Linked DNA regions of Homo sapiens: region 2 is linked to region 1. The links are chromatin loops, found by intact Hi-C in ENCODE. Cell type or tissue: Caco-2. All regions are shown on one strand.

The links. Hi-C counts contacts between places; a loop is a spot of excess contacts. Peaks named below come from ENCODE experiments on the same cell type or tissue, not always from the same donor. Only the 100,000 strongest peaks of a DNase experiment are listed, where the experiment ranks them.
Region 2: a loop joins it to region 1, with 17 times the contacts of the local background. A loop is called at or near these places in 2 of 110 quality-filtered maps.

Annotation. Positions count from the first base shown.
Region 1 is chr13:81,340,131-81,345,130 of GRCh38, reverse strand. No RefSeq gene overlaps it. Among named protein-coding and RNA genes, the nearest start is that of LINC00564, 120 kb to the right of the region's middle. In Caco-2, no CTCF peak of the experiment used is centred here; no DNase peak of the experiment used is centred here.
Region 2 is chr13:81,059,144-81,064,143 of GRCh38, reverse strand. No RefSeq gene overlaps it. Among named protein-coding and RNA genes, the nearest start is that of LINC00377, 43 kb to the right of the region's middle. In Caco-2, a CTCF peak has its summit at 2,457; no DNase peak of the experiment used is centred here.

The DNA.
Region 1 (5,000 bases):
AGGTCCTTCTTCGAGAATAAGCTGGCTGCTGGACTCATTCTTGACCAACATCTGCTCCTGGTGTTGGCCCATATTAACAGCTACACACTGGGGCCTGCTACTCCTCATCTCCAAGGACTTGTTGTATTTTCAAACTTTCTGCCTTGTCCTTTACTCTGCCCTGCCTATCCCAATGTGGAACAACTGGATTTTGATGTTGCCACAGCTGTTGTTGCTGGCCCCAGGACAGGGGCCCTCAACTAATGTTTCCCCTTGTCTGTCCCCTTGGGGATGCTCCCCACAACTTTGGGCCACCCTCCCATGGACACAGCATCCCTTCAAAGGCTCCTTAACTCTCTTCCTCCAGTTAATGTTACTACCAGAATGAACGTGCTACTGGCCACCCTACACGATTCTACCTCCAGATATGGTGCCCACCACGTTGCTGCCATGCAAAGTCCTCTGAAAACCAACTCTGGAATCAACTCTTATTGAAAGCAAGCCAATTACTGGCAGCCACGGGAACACATTGAGCCTAAAATTCTTAGAAGCTCATTGCCTGACCTTTGTTTATCACAGTAAGTTAACATGGGCAAATAATATTTGGACCCGTAGATAGACATATCCTTGCTCTTGCTATTGACACCACTGCTTTTGCTTATTAGCATTTTTCCTTCTGAGCCTCCTCTTCTGTGGGCTGTGGAACAATTGTGATGATAACACTCTGCACAATGCTCAACATTGGGAACCTTTCTGTAGGGGCCTTCCACTTTGTGGTTTGGTTACTACTAATTTCACCTCATCTGCCACAAACCCCAGATCAGCAACTGCCTCCCCTGTGCCAATGAGTACCCTTTGGGTCATTACCACCAAAAATTCAATAACTGATCAGTGAAGACAAGGCTCTGCTCATCTTACTAAAATATCAGCATGATTACATCTCCACTCTTGAAAGTCGTACCCTGCCCTGTGCTCCCACTCCTACTATCAGGAAGCTCATGAGTTGTGTTCCCATATACTGTCCCAATTACCAACTCTCAAACACCATTGCCATGCTTCTGCACTGGGACCAATCAGACCTTCTGTAGATTCATCTCCCGAAGCCCCTTCCGGAGTGGCCTGACTTGGCAGTGTCCCCTTGTCGGCCCTGCACTGATAGAATTCTACTGTGTTACTTAGGAGAGTTTTGCCCAGATTGAACTGATCTTTTCACTTTGATTGTTTACCCTGTGGGGCCCCCACCACTGGGTTGGCAAAATGCTAACAATTACTAGTGGAGGAAGGCACTTGCTGCAATACAGACCTCACAGCACCATATCCCTGATGCCTGTGTCATTCTTGTGATACGTGGAAACTGGGACATCATGGTTACTTCTTTCCCTCCCCTCAGACTCTACCAGGTGAATGATGCTGTGGGCTAATAACACTGGTTGCTTAACCATATTTGGCCTCCCTGTGTCATGTGCCTTCATCTCTGCTTACAAAAATTCCACTTTCTTCCAACACACCAGCACATAGCAAAGATTCCCTTCTGATCAGCTTCCACAGACACTCCCTCATCTTTCTTCTTAGCTTTTATTCAGACTCTTCCAATGTTGTAGCAACTTTACAGGCAAAGAGCTTTTTCTACATTCATGCAGCTCGTAACCCCAGCTCAGGTCTTTCCCATCTGCAAGGAGCTGCTTCATGAACAATCACTTCTATGCCTTGTCCTCACAAATTCACTTCAGGGAGGTCACTACCAGTGTACCTCCACACTTATCCAGCATTGCCAGGTCCCTTGCTTTGTCACGTGCATGATGAATATTAAGCACAGACTTTCTACCTGTTGGAAGATACCTTTACTGCTATCATCCGTGCTGTGCCCAGGATGGTTGCACCGCTTGTCCTACTAACCCCAACTTCATCACTGCCTGGCAAGAATTTTACTGGTGTATTTGCCCAGTATTTTCTTGGACCACCTACAGCATCATTTCTATGGCCTGTATGCCTGTAAACACTTGGCATCTCAGTTGTACTTGGCAGTATTCTGGAATGGACAAGACCTGAAACTTTGGTTTGATTGGTCAATCTCCACAAGCAAGCTTTGCATCTGTGACATCACCTCCAGTGCATAGTGTTTCCAGACCTTACTATGAAGTTCTGAAACCACCTGGTCTTTGTGCTCCACACTGGTCTGCCATTTCTGTGCAGTCAAGACAACTCCAACCTGCTGCCATCAACCCTGTTCAACTTCTTTTGCCTTTCTATGTAATAGTGTTTTCCAAACCCTAGCATGCCTATTGCCTTTTGTTGCTTCAGGTGGCCAGATATTCCACATCCAATTGTGGCTTCTCCAGAACTTTTCACGAATGATCTTAGCACAGAAGCTCACAAAGCTATCCTTGCAAGAAGAGCTTAGATTCCCTTTATGACAGAAATACCTGGTAACTGACCTGGACTGAATACAGGTAAAAGAAAGGGGAAAGTGTTACCCAAACTCTGAAATTGGTCTCCAGACAGAGACTCTCCTGACAGTTAGTCATCTGAACCCCTGACTGTACCTGGCTTATGTTGCCGGTCTGCTCCTGCTATGCATCTTCTGGGTGCTGCCAGAATAAACTGCTTGAACACTAGATGGTATCTGAGATTCAACTTTGATGTGGATCAAACCTATAGGGAGAAGTTGCCTGGTAGACTAAAACCACCCAAAACCCCCAAACACAACTGTTTCTTAAATGTGAAGATATATTGACAGAGAATGTAAAAAAGTGGCAAGATTAAATGCTAACATGCAAGTCACATTATTTTTCCTTGCATGTGATTCTTCTATACCTGTTTTATGTCACTGTAAAATGATAGCATATGTCTAATTTAAATTGAAGAACCTTTGAGAATGCAAATATACTAAAACATGAGAATTCTTTCCTAGCTCATACCTGGTATAACATCATTTTCTAGTTCTTTCACAAAGAAATGAATGAATGGAAAATTAATTAACTTGTTAAGCTCTTATATGCATTAGTCAATTTGATTTTATTATTTAAAAATAGTTACTAATCTTAGGTGCTATTTTTCAAAATTTTATATATGAAATTTTGAATTAAGGGAGGTTTAGCAACTGGCCATTATCACATATTTAATAAATTGCAGATCTAAATGTCCTAAAAAGATAGACCAAAGATATCTGTTATATATATGAACCAATTAAAAGTTTCACTTTCAATAGTTATGGTGGGAAATAATATCTGGTCTTTAACTCATATAATAATAGTAAACATATAGAAATACTAGAAATTACTCATTCATTTAATTAAAACTTAACTATTTATTTTGCATTTTTTTTTAGAGACAGGGTTTTGCTCTGTCACTCAGGCTGGAGTGCAGTGACATGATCGTAGCTCACTGTACCCTCAAATTTCTGGACTCGAACAATTCTCCTACCTCAAGCCTCTCAAGTAGCTAGGACTATAGGTGTATGCCACCAGACTAGGCTAACCCTTCCCTCCCTCTCTTCCTTCCTTCCTCCCTTTCTCTCTCTTTCTCTCTCTCTCTCTTTTCTTTTCTTTTTTTTTTTTTTTCAGATGAATTCTGCCTATGTTGCCCAGGCTGATCTTGAATTACTAATCTGAAGCAACACTCCTGCCTCAGCCTTCCGAAGTGCTGGGATTCTATGTGTAAGCCGCCATGCTTGGCCTGCAAATATTTATTGAATACATAATTTTTGAAGTAATGAAAAACTGAAGTCCAAAGATTTTTCGTTGTGATTTAAAATAAGATTTAGAACTATTGTCATATCCCTATGGAAATGAAGCAAGTGAAGGAGTTTTGTATTATTGAGAGGTGACAGCGTGCTGGCAGTCCTCAGAGCCCTCGCTCGCTCTGGGCGCCTCCTCTGCCTGGGCTCCCACTTTGGAGGCACTTGAGGAGCCCTTCAGCCCACCACTGCACTGTGGGAGCCCCTTTCTCGGCTGGCCAAGGCCGGAGCCGGCTCCCTCAGCTTGCAGGGAGGTGTGGAGGGAGAGGCGTGAGCGGGAACCCGGGCTGCCCCAGGCGCTTGCTGGCCAGCTGGAGTTCCGGGTGGGCGTGGGCTTGGCCGGCCCCGCACCCGGAGCAGCCGGCCCGCCCTGCCGCCCCGGGCAATGAGGGGCTTAGCACCCAGGCCAGCAGCTGCGGAGGGTGTACTGGGTCCCCAAGCAGTGCCAGCCCACCGGCGCTGCACTTGATTTCACGCCGGTCCTTAGCTGCCTTCCCGCGGGGCAGGGCTTGGGACCTGCAGCCCGCCATGCCTGAGCCTCCCATCCCCTCCGTGGGCTCCTGTGCGGCCGGAGCCTCCCCGATGATCGCCGCCCCCTGCTCCACAGCGCCCAGTCCCATCAACCACCCAAGGGCTGAATTGTGCGGGCGCAGGGCACGGGACTGGCAGGCAGCTCCACCGGTAGCCCCGGTGCGGGATCCACTGGGTGAAGCCAGCTGGGCTCCTGAGTCTGGTGGGGACGTAGAGAACCTTTATGTCTAGCTCAGGGATTGTAAATTCACCAGTCGGCACTCTGTATCTAGCTCAAGGTTTGTAAACACACCAATCAGCACCCTGTGTCCAGCTCAGGGTTTGTAAATGCACCAATCGACACTCTGTATCTAGCTACTCTGGTGGGGCCTTGGAGAACCTTTGTGTCCACACTCTGTATCTAGCTAATCTGGTGGGGAAGGGGAGAACCTTTGTGTCTAGCTCAGGGCTTGTAAAAGCACCAATCAGTGCCCTGTCAAAACAGACCACTGGGCTCTACCAATCAGCAGGATGTGGATGGCGGGGGTTGGCGGGGGGCAGATAAGAGAATAAAAGCAGGCTGCCAGAGCCAGCAGTTGCAACCTGCTCAGGTCCCCTTCTACACTGTGGAAGCTTTGTTCTTTCGCTCTTTGCAATAAATCTTGCTACTGCTCACTCTTTGGGTCCACTCTGCTTTTATGAGCTGTAACACTCACCGCGAAGGTCTGCAGCTTCACTCCTGAAGCCAGTGAGACCACGAGCCCACCTGGAGGAA
Region 2 (5,000 bases), 280 kb after region 1:
TGTACAATGTGCACATGTACCCTAAAACCTAAAGTATAATAATAATAAAATTAAAAAGAAAATTCTTATATAGTTAATACACACTTATACATTTTAAAAGCATAGCCTAAAATATAGGAAATATAGGTTGTATAATATTGCATGTGATTTGGATAAATAATTGAAAAATAAATACATAATGGAAACAAAATAAATATATCACTTTCATGCTTACATATGTGTGGAGACCAGATTGGTAGGGGAGACCCTAACCCAGTGGCACTAGAGGAATTACAAGACACACACAGATATATAGAGGTGTGGAGTGGGAAATCAGGGGTCTCACAGCCTTCAGAGCTGACAGCCTCGAACAGACATTTACCCACATATTTATTGACAGCAAGCCAGTGATAAGCATTGTTTCTATAGATTATAGCTGAACTAAAAGTATTCTTTATGGGAAATAAAGGGATGGGCCGAAATAAAGGGATGGGTTGGGCTAGTTATCTACAGCAGGAGTATGTCCTTAAGGCACAGATCACTCATGCTATTGTTTGTGGTTTAAGAATGCCTTTAAGCAGTTTTCTGCCCTGGGTGGGCTGGGTGTTCCTTGCCCTCATTCCAGTAAACCCACAACCTTCCAGTGTGGGCATCATGGCCACCAATATGTCACAGTGCTGCAGAGATTTTGTTTATGGCCAGTTTTGGGGCCCCTTATGGCCAGAGTTTGGGGGCCTATTCCCAACGCATATGTAAAATGAAGATGAGAATAGAGAATTAATATGATTTGGCTGTGTCTCTATCCAAATCTCATCTTTAATTGTAGCTCACATAATCCTCATGTGTTGTGGGAGGGACCCGGTGGGAGGTAATTGAATCTTGGGGGCGGGTCTTTCCCATGCTGTTCCCATGATAGTGAATAAGTCTCCTGGGATCTGATGGTTTTATAAAGGGCAGTTCCCCTGCACATGTTCTCTTGTCTGCTGCCATGTAAGATATGCCTTTGCTCCTCCTTTGCCATCCGCCATGATTGTGAGGCCTAAAATATTGGTTGTACAATATTGCATGTGATTTGGATAAATAATTGAAAATTAAATACATAATGGCAACAAAATAAATATATCCTCCCCAGCCATGTGGAACTGTGAGTCCATTAAACCTCTTCCCTTTATAATTACCCAGTCTGTGGTAATTAGCAGCATGAGAACAGACTAATACAAGAATTTTTCTTAATATAATCAGAATCAAATGCTAAATCTTAGATATCTGAATATTTAAAGCAAAAGCCTTCTTATCTTATTTGTTGAAATGGTATCTTTACCGTACAATTTTATTTTTATAATTTGACTAGATAAATTAGCACATTGTATACTATTTTTTCAAAATGTTCTTCATTTTCCATTTAATAAGTCCCAGTCTTTCTTAAGCAATAAGAACATTGGAATAAAGATAAGAATAAAGTAGGATTGCAATCCTACCTTTATATTTCCACAAAAGAGGAAGAATAGTTCACATTTATATAAAATTATATTTTCATTGAATTAAGTTAAGAAGAGTTGAGTAATGTCTTCTCTCTGACATACGGGAGTACAACATTCCAGGCCAAAAGTATTGCATTTTAAGCAATTGTCTCTGGAATGCCTGCTTTCCAACAATTAACTTGATTCTAGTGAGAAATACTTGCTTATCTCCCTCCCAATTAATAATTATTGCCCTTGTTTTACTTGCATGTCCCAGGTACTGAAAACCTGAAATGATATATTTGACTCAGGAGGAAAAGATTAACAATAGTTCCCTTCTTAGTAAGTTTTGTTGACGTTATTCTTTATAGATCTCATACGTTTATCATACTAGGATAGCTTTGACATTATCTCTTCTTATTAAGTTTAATACCACTGTCTTATTTACTAAATCTGTTGTTTATCTGTCATACTTTGTGCTTCTATATTTTGGGCTCTATATAGGAAACCAGGGAAGATATAGATGTTCCACATAAAAATCAAATTCACATATGATGCCATCAGCGAAATACCAAAAATGGCTGCTTGGAAGCTGTAAATGCCATACAAATACTCTTATGGCAATGAGGCTAGAAATGGGGAAAGACTGAAAGGCTTCCTCAGTTTGTAAGTCTCTTAATTCAGAATCGCAACCACCCTGTGTGTTTGCAGAGGAAATAGATAGTTTGTAAGCTGCTTCAATTTATTGCTTGAGAACATGTGGAGAAAGGGAATACAGGACATTTGGAAGAGCTCACAACAGTGTTGCTGAAACTCCATTTTAGACTGAGAACTGCTCTTCAACATATTTGTCCTGAAAGTTTGATGGGAAATTCTCTTGTCGCAAGTTGCACTAAACTACCACAAGGGGTTTTTCTTAGCGTTCTTTCATCAGGAACTCTGCGACAAATACTAAAAGCTGCAAAACAGAATGCCAAGCAATACTCTTGAGGGTAAGATATGGTATGTTAAAGCCTCTTGGACTGTTTATAGGTTATTTGGTGAATGTAAATATATCAAACATTACTACACTTTTCCATATGCTATCACTTAATTAACTTTAAAAATATTGCACTTACTTGTTCCTTATTTCATTGTATATGCCAATTTCAAAATATACCACATGAATGTACTCTGTTTTAACTGCAGAAAAGGGGAAAAATATTTTTCAACCAGGCTGGCAAATACAACATAAATGTTTAAAATGTTTATCACAAAGGACATCTTTTACATTTAGAATACTACTCCGCCATCTAGAGGAAAACTAAGAATCTAACACCCAGTGGGGGAAAAATTCAACTAGAATGAATTCTTCATACTTAGAATGTAAAAATTATGGTAAGTAAATAGTGTAAAGGGCCGGGCGCGGTGGCTCATGCCTGTAATCCCAGCACTTTGGGAGGCCAAGGCAGGCAGATCACGAGGTCAGGAGTTTGAGACCAGCATGGCCAGCAAGGTGAAACCCCCTCTCTACTAAAAATATGAAAAATTAGCCGGGCATGGTGGCACGTGCCTGTAGTCCCAGCTACTCGGGAGGCTGAGGCAGAAGAATTGCTTGAACCCGGCAGGTGGAGGTTGCAGTGAGCCGAGATTGTGCCATTGCACTCCAGCCTGGCAGCAGAGTAAGACTGCGTCTCAAAAAAAATTACATATATATATATATTATAGTAAAGTCGCCATCGACAGGAAGATTTTTTACTAACCTTGTTAATGTAGATCATAGAAGTAATAACAATAAAAAGACAATATTTACAAAAATAAATCGACAGACATGCTTAGCAGCAAAACAAGTAAAATGTGAATATATTGATCTTTGCTTCTTTCTGTTATACAGATGATATCTAATCTTCATAAATTGCATCTGAAAATTATTTGCTCTCTTTGTGTCTCATTAATAATAAAATTCTTTGGCTGCAAATCTATGCATTGGAATGCAGTTTCTAACTGCTGATGCCTTTTTCTTTTTAGATGATTGACCTTTATGTTCAATGCTGTAAATACATTAAAACCTACTGGCACTCTCCATACCTCTTTGCATGTATAACAAGAGCAAAAAGCACTGATTGTGCATTCACAGGTCACTTTCATAGAATGTTTAATTTTTAAAAAATATTTCTAATCCAGTATTGCTTTTTCTTAAGGAAGTGAAAGAGGTATTGCTTAAATAATTTTTCTGGGAATAGCAGTTTGCTGATTATATATATATGTAATATATAATCAAGAAATAGAATGTTACATATTATGTAATATATAATATAGCATATTATATATTATATAATATATAATCAAGAAATAGAGAGAAATCTGTCTCTCTCTCTCTCTCTATATATATATATACATATATACAATCTATATATCGTTATGTAGTCCCTTCTATGTCTGTATATATATATGGGGAGGGACTACATAACGATATATAGATTTCAATGCATCACTAACTTTTGTTGTTGCTGCCATTGCTGTTTCTTGCCTATGTTCAGCTTAGCACATTCCCTTTGTGTACAATCTGTGATTTCAGGCACGAAAATAAAGGAAGGTGCATGAAAAAGTCACTTTTCATTATTCTTGAGTGAATTTCTGTTAGAGAACAAGAAAACTCTCAGTAGCTTGTACTGAACCCCTGCTGTCTTTTAAAAGGTCTTCATGCAAATTGGCATTTTTTATATAGGTTACCTTGTGAAGAGAAGCTAATTCGGTGAAGGTCAATTTATCTCAAAGCAAGTGTGAAATGTGTAGTTTGTTGAATTGATCTATTATTTCATTGAATGTTAAAATAAACCACAATTCTGTTCAGGTGAAATCCAAACTCTTAAAATGACCATGACTCATGAATAAAATAAAATATGTACTTTTCAAAATAATTAAATAATGGGATCTACCCAGTCATCAAATAAATGACTTTTTGGAAACTATTAACAAGAAAGAGTACATTGATGTTCTTTGATTCTTTTCACATAAAGAAAAATGTAGGCCAGGAGCGATGGCTCACACCAGTAATTACACCACTTTGGGAGGCTGAAGCGGGAGGGTCAACTGAGGTCAGTAGTTTGAGACCAGCCTGGCCAGCATGGTGAAACCGTGTTATCTATAAAAATACAAAAATTAGCCAGGCATGGTGGCACCTACCTGTAATCCCAGCTACTCAGGAGGCTGAGGCAGGAGAATTGCTTGAACCCAGGAGGCGGAGGTTGCAGTGAACCGAGATCATGCCACTGCACTCCAGCCTGGGCGACAGAGTGAGACTCGGTCTCAAAAAAAAAGAAAAAGAAAAACGTGTTTGTTTTTATTTTCTATTAGTATCTCAGTGCAGTTTCATTGTGCCCTTCTGAATTATTAAGGATTAATATGTAAAATGATCTTCTCTGTCTTTTTAAAAAGCCTCTTTAAATGTAAAATAGAATACAGATGGAAGAAAACTGTAAACAGCAGTCACATGGCTTAGTAAATTCTTATAAATTTTAATAAGGTAAAAACTACAAAATCCAAGAAATATAACAAAGCCACAAACAGTAGAGGCTCCTC